Regions from separate parts of the Homo sapiens genome. Here region 1 is linked to region 2. A link is an interaction called in ENCODE POLR2A ChIA-PET data of the cell type or tissue named here. Cell type or tissue: MCF 10A. All regions are shown on one strand. Region 1 overlaps SCD5 (stearoyl-CoA desaturase 5). Region 2 has its middle 16 kb from the start of SCD5.

Region 1 (5,000 bases), 70 kb before region 2:
TGCTGGGGTCTTAGAATAAATAAATCCCCAGATAACACCTGAAATAAAGATGCACCTTTCTGGCCGGGCATGGTGCCTCACACCTGTAATCCCAGCACTTTGGGAGGCCGAGGTGGGTGGATCACTTGAGGCCAGGAGTTCAAGACCAGCCTGGCCAACATGGCAAAACTCCGTTTCTACTAAAAATACAAAAATTAGCTGGGCATGGTGGCTCATGCCTGTAATCCCAGCTACTCAGGTGGCTGAGGCATGAGAATCGCTTGAACCTGAGAGGTGGAGGTTGCCGTGAGCTGAGATTGTGCCACTGCACTCCAGTGAGATTCTGTCTCCAAAAAAACAATGCATCTTTATATGTCCAGACAATTACAGGAGAGAGCTCACCAATGATGCGGGTCTCTGAAGAGCCCACCACAATGTCCAACATGTCAAACACTGGCCAGGCTCAGGGAGTGGAAAGCAACCTTTCCAATTCCCTTATCCCTAACTCCCCAATTACCCACCCAGTCCTGGGGATTCAGAAACTAGCTAGCACACTGAGAATGTGTAAGGAGAGAAAGACGCGTAGACAGAGAGAAGCTACAGAGAGGCTCCCACCTAGCCCCCAGCCCTTTCCACTGAGACTCCCAGTTGGATCCAGGCCTGAGATGAGAAAGGGGATGATAAACATTAAATCAAGTTCAAAGGTTCGATTATCAGCTTGGGCTGGTCATTCTAATTTCTGAATTGAGACAGAGCTTGTAACTTAGAGTGACAGGAGGATAGTCTATTTCCTAAAAATTAGTTGAGCCAGGCTCAGTGGCTCACACCTGCAATCCCAGCACTTTGGGAGGCCGAGGTGGGAGGACTGCTTGAAGTCAGGAATTCAAGACCAGCCTGGGCAACACAGTGAGATGCCCGTATCTACAAAAAATAAAAAACAAAAATTAGTGGGGTATAGTGGCTCATACCTGTAGTCCCAGCTACTCAGGAGGGTGAGGCAGGAGGATCTCTTGAGCCCAGGAGGTCAAGGCTGCAGTGAACTGTGATTATGCCACTGCACTTCAGCCTATTAAAGTATAAAAGGGCAACAGGAAAAAAGTTATATATATATATTTTTTAATTTTTTTTAGATATGCCACCCAGGCTGGAGTGCAGTCGTGCAATCACGGGCTCACCGCAACTTCTACCTCCCAGGCTTGAGCGACCCTCCCACCTCAGCCTCCCAAGTAGCTGGGACTACAGGCACGTGCCACCATGCCTGGCTAATTTTTAATTTTTATGTAGAGACAGGGTCTCACTATGTTGCCCAGGCTAGTCTTGAACTCCTAGCCTCAAGCAATCCCCCCCGCCTTGGTCTCCCAAAGTGCTGAGATTACAGGCATGACCACACCCGGCCACTAACTTCTTTGTTGTTGTTGTCACTGTTGAGACAAGGTCTGGCTCTATGACCCACGCTGGGTTGCAGTGGCACAATCTCGGCTCACTGCAACCCTCCCAGGTTCAAGCCATCTTTCCACTTCAGCCTCCTGAGTAGCTGGGACTACAGGCACGCACCACCACACCTGGATAATTTTTCTATTTTTAGTAAAGATGGGGTCTCTCCATGTTGCCCAGGCTGGTCTCAAAGTTCTAAGCTCAACAGATCCGCCTGCCTCAGCCTCCCAAATTGCTGGGATTACAGGTGTGAGCCATGGCGCCTGGCTGAAAAAAGTTATCTCTTGATTACATCAATAATTGTATTTGTTGACCATGATAGTTACATTTATTTTGTCTGTTTACAATTTCTCCCAAATATGTTTTAAAAGACAAAACAAAATGTTTTGATCATGCAGTCTGTTCCCCAGACGGTTACCCATATTTCTTTTTACTTATATTATCCTCCCACTCATACAAACTAGGAGGGTTTAACAACTTCTCCAATCACCTGATTACATTTACTCAGGTACAAAAAGTCCCTAACTGCTCATCATTTAGGACACAGCAGTTACTAATGCATTAAAGTTGGAAATAGGTTTCCCCAGGCACTTAAGGCCTTGGCAAGCTGTATCCCCACGACCGTGGGAAGAGGTCAGTACAGGTATCTGTTGGCTTAAAGCCAGTCTCACTTGTCTGGAATGCCCAACTTCATGCTGGCTGCCTGCCTAAGGGCTTTCAAAGACTGAAATCTGTAGGTGAGTTTTCAGACTTCATGCCGGGAAGTTGAAATCTAATAGAGAAGATGGGTTGGCAGAACTTATGTCTGAACTTCCAGCAAGTAAATTTTTATAAATAAAAGATGTAATTAATTATTTAGCATCAATAACATGCTTGAAGAATTTAGGTATCACTTGCTAGTCTTCGAGAAGTTATTGCATAATCATAGAGATGCATAATGCATGAAGACATGGCCCCACTAGATACCATCTTAGGAGAGAGACTGGGTGGAGCGAGAGGGAAAGGGATTGCATTTCAATCAATTATTTGGAGGTGATGTGTTGCATTTATTCATGCAGTATAATAAAGCTGAGGTGGGAAAGTAACATCATTTTCTTTTCTGTAGAAAGATACGTGAGTAAATGAGGACAGGGAGAAAAAACAGGGGTATTGAGCCCTATTTCTGGCTATGGAAAAAGTGCTAAGTGCTGTAGTCATTTAAATCATGTTCCCACAGTCAGTCCTCAGGGCTAGGATTCACCACCCCAGGAAGAAATCTTGCAAGCTATCCAACAAAAGATGTCACAGGGTGGACCTTGACAAAAATCTTCAAGGTCCTCACAGTCCTCAGCCTCGCTGGCACTGATGTCTGATCCGGTGACTACATTTCTCAAGAACCCATTTCTTGGGGACAGATTCACATTATCTAGCCTCACAGCCTAAACCAGAGAGATGGTTTTCTAATTCATGGGGAGACTCAAAAGTCCACGTAACCAATACATTATTTCCCTGCAGGCAGACCTCAGCGGGAGGCCAAATCCTAAGCAGTGACTTGCTGGGTGAGCACGGCTCAGAACAAGGAGAGACATGAATGGAATGTTTCAGGCACCAGGCAAAGGCAGGCTGATGTGTCCATCTCACAACAGAGAGGGTCTAACCCAATGTTTGTTTGTTTTTTCCCGACTTTAAGTTCAGGGGTACATGTGCAGGATGTGCAGGTTTGTTACATAGTTAAAATGTGTGCCATGGTGGTTTGCTGCACAGATCATCACCTAAGTATTAAGACCAGCACCCATTAGCTATTCTTCCCAATCCTCTCTCCTCCCACCCCTGCCCAATGATTTTTAAACTTTGTGTTGGTACCCATTATAAAGTGGTGAGATCATTTCATGAATCACACCCAGATACCATTTTTAAAATTAAAAGTATGGAGTATGGACTCAAATGGAAAGTATCAGATAATACTGCATATCACTGAGGTAGGTAAGAGGCAGTACAGAGTGGTGGTTAAGAGGCTAGACACTAAATGCGGGCTAAGTAGAGTCAAATTCTCACTTTGCCAAATACTGGCCATATCACCTTGGGCAAGTTATTGAATCTCTCTATGCTTCAGTTTCTTTGTTTGCAAAATGGCAAAAAGTATAGTACCTGTCTACTAGGTTGTTCTAAAAATTAAATGACTTAATATCTATAAAGGGCATAGAGCAGTGCCTGGCTCACAATAAGTGCTATATGAGTTTTCATTTTTCTTAAAAATTGCTTTATGAAACTGTTACCCACAGTCCAAAATACCAGAACTGAGATCCTATGGCAACTGGAGTCACACATGCTGAGCAGTACCGGAGAGAAAGTGGGGGACTGAATCGTTTCCATTATCACTGAATTAGAAAACTATGGAAGCAATACCAGATTGCAGGAAAATGGGAACCAGAGGAAAATACTCAAAAGGACATCCCAGATGACCAGGCTAGAGCTCTCTTAGGCTGAGGAGTGGCTTTCAGCCAATTAAGAGGAAAAGTGTTTTTGATGAGATGAGACTCCATAAATGTGTCTTTCCTGGAGAGAATTCTCATTGTCTGATGTACACTTTGCCCTTTTTTCTCTCTTTGGCTTTCATCTGAGACCACGATGACATATTTTTATGCTCTAGTTAAACCTGAATTTTCTCTCTTCAGATCAATCAGGTTCTTGTCTTAATTTCTTGAAGCATATCAGCTGTACCAATTGATTATTGCATTCCATACCACAAGCCCTTCCTTCATATATTTTTCTCTATTCCACAGAAGTCTGGACAAACAAAAGGTGACTGACAAGGTAAAGGCAAGAGACCAAAAGTTTTGAAGACATTTGAAGAAGACATGATAGAGTAAATGGAAAGAGTCAATATCCAAGCAGAACTAACATTGATACGGGAAAGAGCAAGGGAGGTGCTGAGTAGAGAAGAGCGGGGTCCCTGGCAAGGGCTCCACCCTTGGTCCTGCGCCCATGGACCCAAGCGAGAATAGGCACTCCCACTTTTACACTCAAGGGTTGCATTTTCCAAGACCCCTCTGGCCTACCACACCCCCAATCCTGTTGCCATATAAACCCGAGACCTTAAGTGGACGCAGACACAAGGGCGTCAGGGGGAGAGGAGGAACGGGGAACACACCCACAGACCAGCAACAGTGGAATGACACAGGCACCAAGGGGAGTTCGGTTGGGGGGCAGTTAGAGAAAAGTCTGGGCAACCTGCCCCCCAAGAAAGACGACCTTCCCACTCCATCCCCTGCTTCTGGCTCCCCATCCATCTTGCTGTCCATCACTCCTGTCACACTCCTGGCGAGGGGGAAAGGGAACTCCCCCATTTCAATATTACTATAAATATGTATATTGAGCACCTACTATGTACCAGGCACTGTGCTAAGCACTTTATAACCATGCTTATTACAATCACTCTGAGGGATAGATGATATTCATTAGAAATGCAAATGAGGAAACTGGCACTTGGGAAGGTTAAAGCCTGCCTGAGTCTCACAGTTAATAAATGTTAGAGCCAGAGCTCACACAGACTCCCTGGCTCCAAAGCTCATCCCTTTCTCTTACCCACTGCTACAAAGGTTTTAGAA
Region 2 (5,000 bases):
CTCCCTCCACAACACCCACCCGTTTTCTTTTAGGATAGTTATTTTGGTTTCCAAGGGCAGATAAATGCAGAGACGTTCTTATTTATTTCTCAGCATTAGCTGCTGTTATTGTTTCCGTTTCAACGACCTCTTTCTCTTCCTGCTGTGTCAATTACCACAGCCTGCTCTAAAAAGGCAAAGGCCCCTGCTGTTCTCTAGCAGGGAGGGGGAATTTGTAAATAGAGTTCAGGAATGTCAAAAGGGTGACCCAGATTTGTAGCACCAGAAGAAAAACTGGTTCATTTTGAGTATCCTAAGCCATCACTCAAATGTAGCCTAAGCTTGATGTGGGAAACAGGTTTGCAGAAAGGTTAATTTCATGAAAATATATATCCTTAATGAGGAGGACTCACTACTTGAGGACTTCAAGGCCAAGCAAATGTTTATCCCAAGTCCTCAAATTACAAACTCTCTCTTTAATGCTTGCCCATTAATTTCCAACCAGGGGAAGTGCAGAATTGATTTTGCTCCAGAATGGAAATCAAATTAACTCTACAAGGGGAAAAACGTTATCGAAATAGAAACAGGCCTCAGTTGTTTCTGCCTTTTTTTTTTTTTTTTTTTTTTTTTGAGACGGAGTCTCACTCTGTTGCCCAGGCTGGAATACAGTAGTGTGATCTCAGCTCACTGCAACCTCTGCCTCCCAGGTTTAAGTAATTCTCCTGCCTAAGCCTCCCAAGTGGCTGGGACTACAGGTCTGTGTCACGACACGCAGCTAACTTTTTATATTTTTAGTAGAGATGGGGTTTCACCATATTGGCCAGGCTGGTCTTGAACTCCTGGCCTTGTGATCCGCCCACCTCGGCCTCCCAAAGTACTGGGATTACAGGCGTGAGCCACCCCGCCCGGCCTTGTTTCTGTCCTCTTTCTTAAAAGCTTTGGTACTTACCAAAATTTTTATCCCTCCTGAAGACTTGTAGGTAACAGACAAAGACATTGTGGAAAAGGCGGATGTATCACAGACTTTCAGAGCTGCAAGTGAAGTTAGAAATCTAGTCCTATTCCCTCATTTTACAGTTGGGGAAACAGAGGCAGAAGGTGGTGACATGATTTGGCTAACAGTATGTGGCAGAGAAGGCACTAGAACCCAGTTCCTTGACTCCCAGGTGTCATGAAGACACTACTTCCAGCAGTCGGGATAAAGTGAGCTCCCTAATAGCTTTTTACTACTACCACCCAAGGCTTCCCTCCAGTCTAGAACGCTGGTTCTGTAACTCTTCCCTGGTGTGATCTACAAGAAGTATGCCGTTGTTCTGGCCATTTTCTCCCTCTTTTTCTCTACACTGCACCCTTTGCTTTGGGGAATCACTCTATGTGGTCTTGGTAGGGTTTGAAATCACTGGGCTCGGCTGAGTGTGGTGGCTCATGCCTGTAATCCTAGCACTTTGGGAGGCCGAGGCGGGTGGATTGCCTGAGCTCAGGAGTTTGAGACCAGTCTGGGCAACAGGGTGAAACCCCATCTCTACTAAAATAGAAAAGAAACTAGCCGGGCATGGCGGTGTGGGCCTGTAGTCCCAGCTACTCGGGAGGCTGAGGCAGAAGAATTGCTTGAACCCGGAAAGTGGAGGTTGCAGTGAGCCAAGATCATGCCACTGCACTCCAGCCTGGGTGACAGAGCGAGACTCCATCTCTACAAAAAAAAAAAAAAAAAAAAAAAATTAACTGGGCTCACACTAGGGTGGGCATACTATCCGGACCAGCCAGTTCTGGTACTCCACCTCCCTGGCACAGACCTTGATCAGGTAGTGGGCATGAGACCCAAATGAAGCCAGAGTTGTCTTTACTAACAATATATAGATATTGTGAGAGGGTCTCTCTTTCCTTTGTATATCACAAGTAGTGGAGATGTAGGCTCTGTGCTGACAAGAGTTACCTTACCCACCATGTGAAGAGCACCTGCCTGAAAAGATGCCAACACACCATGCTCAATAAATGTTACCCACTATAATGTGTATATTCCTCTTTTGTGGAAGAAGCCAGGTCTCTGCAGACTAATGGGTAAGTGGGGCAAGGGAGCAAAATCAAAACCAAAACTCAGGTTTTTGTTATACAGTAGCAGTTATCTTTACCTTGGGGGGAAAAAAAATCTCTTTTTGTGGGAAAAAGACAGGCTTACTAGGCTGAGACCTGGGTTGGAATCCAGATTCCAGCTGTGCTTAGCAACTGGAATTACGTAGTGCCCTGGGCTGATGTGAAGATTGAGAGAGATTTAAATACATAATTGAGTGCCCAGCTCAAGTAAATGGCAGATCCTTTCAATCAGCAGCAGTACCTACCAGGAAAGGCCTGTTAAAACTGATTAAACAATGTACCAGAAAAAGTGAAAGCTAATTTGCTTTTTCTCTGTAATCTACATTTATTTAAAGATTTGGGACATTTATTTAAAGATTTGGGACATTTATCCATAAGATCAAATGGTTAAAAGTGTCTGTGCACAGTCCCTCTTATGCTTATTTACAGAATAATTTGAAGATGCTGACATCTTCAGCATGTGATAAACACCCCTGCAGATTAATCAGAGGTTATACTTGAGGATGCTGCTACCATAGCAGTGGAACAAAACAAAGGGGTGGGGGGGAATCTGTATGTTTGTGTGTGTGTATATATATACATATGCATACACTATTGGCTGAAACTTCATGACAATTCCAAATGAAGTCTCCACTGTGGCAGAAGAGTCAACAAATGGCTTCACATTCACTCTTAGGTGAATCCAAATATGGTCAGGTGTTAAGTGGTTATCAAAAACGTGTCATCCCTCCCTCCCCCACTTCTTTTGAGAGAGGATTTCTCTCTGTCATCCAGGCTGGAGTGCAGTGGCATGATCACAGCTCATTGCAGCCTCAACCTCCTGAGCTCAAGTGATCCTCCCACCTCAGCCTCTTGAGTAGCTGGAACTATAGGCATGTGCCACCATGACTGGCTAATTTAAAAAAATTTATTTTGTAGCGATGGGGTCTCATTATGTTGCACAAGCTGGTCTTGAACTCCTGGGCTCAAGCAATCCTCCTGCCTCAGCCTCACAAAATGTTGCAATTACAGGCATGAGCCATCAAAGTACATCTGGTCGCCAGGGATCCTATGGCATCTTCCTGTCCTCCAGGATACATGACAATTTTCTGAATCCAAAGAATATATAGGTTCACTGGACTCTCAACAGTTGGGTATAGAGCAGTTCTGTTCCCAACTTTTTCCTGCCCCACACTGCTCCAATGAACAACTACCTCCACTGACTCTATCTCTGATTACACATAATGATTCTCAAGTGCAGCCTAAGGGTACATCCATCCCATCAAACCCAAAGGGTGGTATAAAGAAGGGAGAAGAGGACCAGAAGTAATATAAAAAGCACCACCTCCAGAGACTCTGATACAGTTCCTGGCCAACACCCGGCCTCACCCACCAGCTTTCCTCACATTCCTTCCCTTGTTTTAAAATTAAGTAGGTTTTAAAAAAAAAGCACACATCATAAAAAGTAAATTGAACAGACCTGGCATTCAGAAAGCATTACTGGCCACTATATATGAAGTAATGACAAGGGTAGAAAATACAGCTCTAACTTTCCAAAATGTCACAACAAAGACTTGTATGATCCGTGAAATCTTTATATAAGAACAGCCTTAAACAGAGGTTCCTGAATTGTGCAGGCATATACTCTAATGCCATCCACGTTGAAAACATTAAAAATAGAATTATTTACAAAATCAAGTTGACTTTTTTTTCCATTTTTTAAAAAAGAAAACTTCTTAAAAGTTGTCTTTTCTGAAGAAAAACTTTCTCTAATTGCCTATTATCTTCATATTTCAGAGACAAAAACAATTTGAGTTTGGCTCATCTCACCTCCATTCATTTATATGAAACTCTTCCAAGATTATAAGCCACATAGAGAAATGGCTGCAAGTGGAAAAAAAAATCACAATGTAATGAAAAAGGAGAGAGCAGGTGCCCTGCTACCAGTGGCAGGTAGTTTTATACACTCATACTCATTTTTTTTTCTTTGAGATGGAGTCTTGCACTGTCGCCCAGACTGCAGTGCAGAGGCGCGATCTCTGCTCACTGCAAGCTCCGCCTCCTAGGTTCACGCCATTCTCCTGCCTCAGCCTCCAGAGTAGCTGGGACTACAGACACCTGCCACCACGCCCGGCTAATTTTTTGTATTTTTAGTAGAGGCGGGGTTTCACCATGTTAGTCAGATGGTCTCGATCTCCTGACCTCGTGATCTGCCCGCCTCAGCTTCCCAAAGTGCTGGGATTACAGGCGTGAGCCACCGCGCCCGGCCTATACACTCATATTCTTAAATAAATCTTTGGGTTGGCCAGGGCTCCACTGCCACCTACTCGTTTCTCATCTTTTGGAAAATAGTTTTTTTTTGGTAGAATGACACCAAATATGCCATTGTCATGTCAAGATAAACATGCAACTGCAAAACAAATTCTAACTATAAGGGTGATTAATTAAAAAAAAAAACTTGAAGCCAGTCCACTCTGCAGATGGTCTTGGGCTGATACTACTGTTCAGGGTCAAATCCAGAGGGTCACTTTGTCACTTCAACGAGTAGTGGAACTGACTCACACTATCTTTTTATTTTTATTTATTTATTTATTTTTGAGACGGAGTCTCGCTCTGTTGCCCAGGCTGGAGTGCAGTGGCACGATCTTGGCTCACTGCAATCTCCGCCTCCTGGGTTCAAGCAATTCTCTGCCTCAGCCTCCCGAGTAGCTGGGATTACAAGCGCCTGCCACCACTCCGGCTAATGTTTTTGTATTTTTAGTAGAGACGCGGTTTCACCATCTTGGCCAGGCTGGTCTTGAACTCCTGACCTCGAGATCCACCTGCCTTGGCCTCCCAAAGTGCTGGGATTACAGGCGTGTGACTCACACTATCAAGTGCATAGGAAACCAATGAGCTAGGTGACAATATATCCATTTATAAGTCTAGATAGTCCATTCCTGAGACTCCAA

Evidence for each region. ChIA-PET counts read pairs that join two places held together with the same protein. Peaks named below come from ENCODE experiments on the same cell type or tissue, not always from the same donor. Only the 100,000 strongest peaks of a DNase experiment are listed, where the experiment ranks them.
Region 1: POLR2A ChIA-PET joins it to region 2 with 5 read pairs; 4 of 35 experiments call an interaction of 5 or more read pairs at or near these places.

Annotation. Positions count from the first base shown.
Region 1 is chr4:82,742,444-82,747,443 of GRCh38, forward strand. The region is part of intron 1 of SCD5 (stearoyl-CoA desaturase 5); the gene reads right to left. Among named protein-coding and RNA genes, the nearest start is that of MIR575, 8.5 kb to the right of the region's middle. In MCF 10A, no CTCF peak of the experiment used is centred here; DNase peaks (open chromatin) are centred at 2,048, 2,368 and 2,938.
Region 2 is chr4:82,812,060-82,817,059 of GRCh38, forward strand. No RefSeq gene overlaps it. Among named protein-coding and RNA genes, the nearest start is that of SCD5, 16 kb to the left of the region's middle. In MCF 10A, no CTCF peak of the experiment used is centred here; no DNase peak of the experiment used is centred here.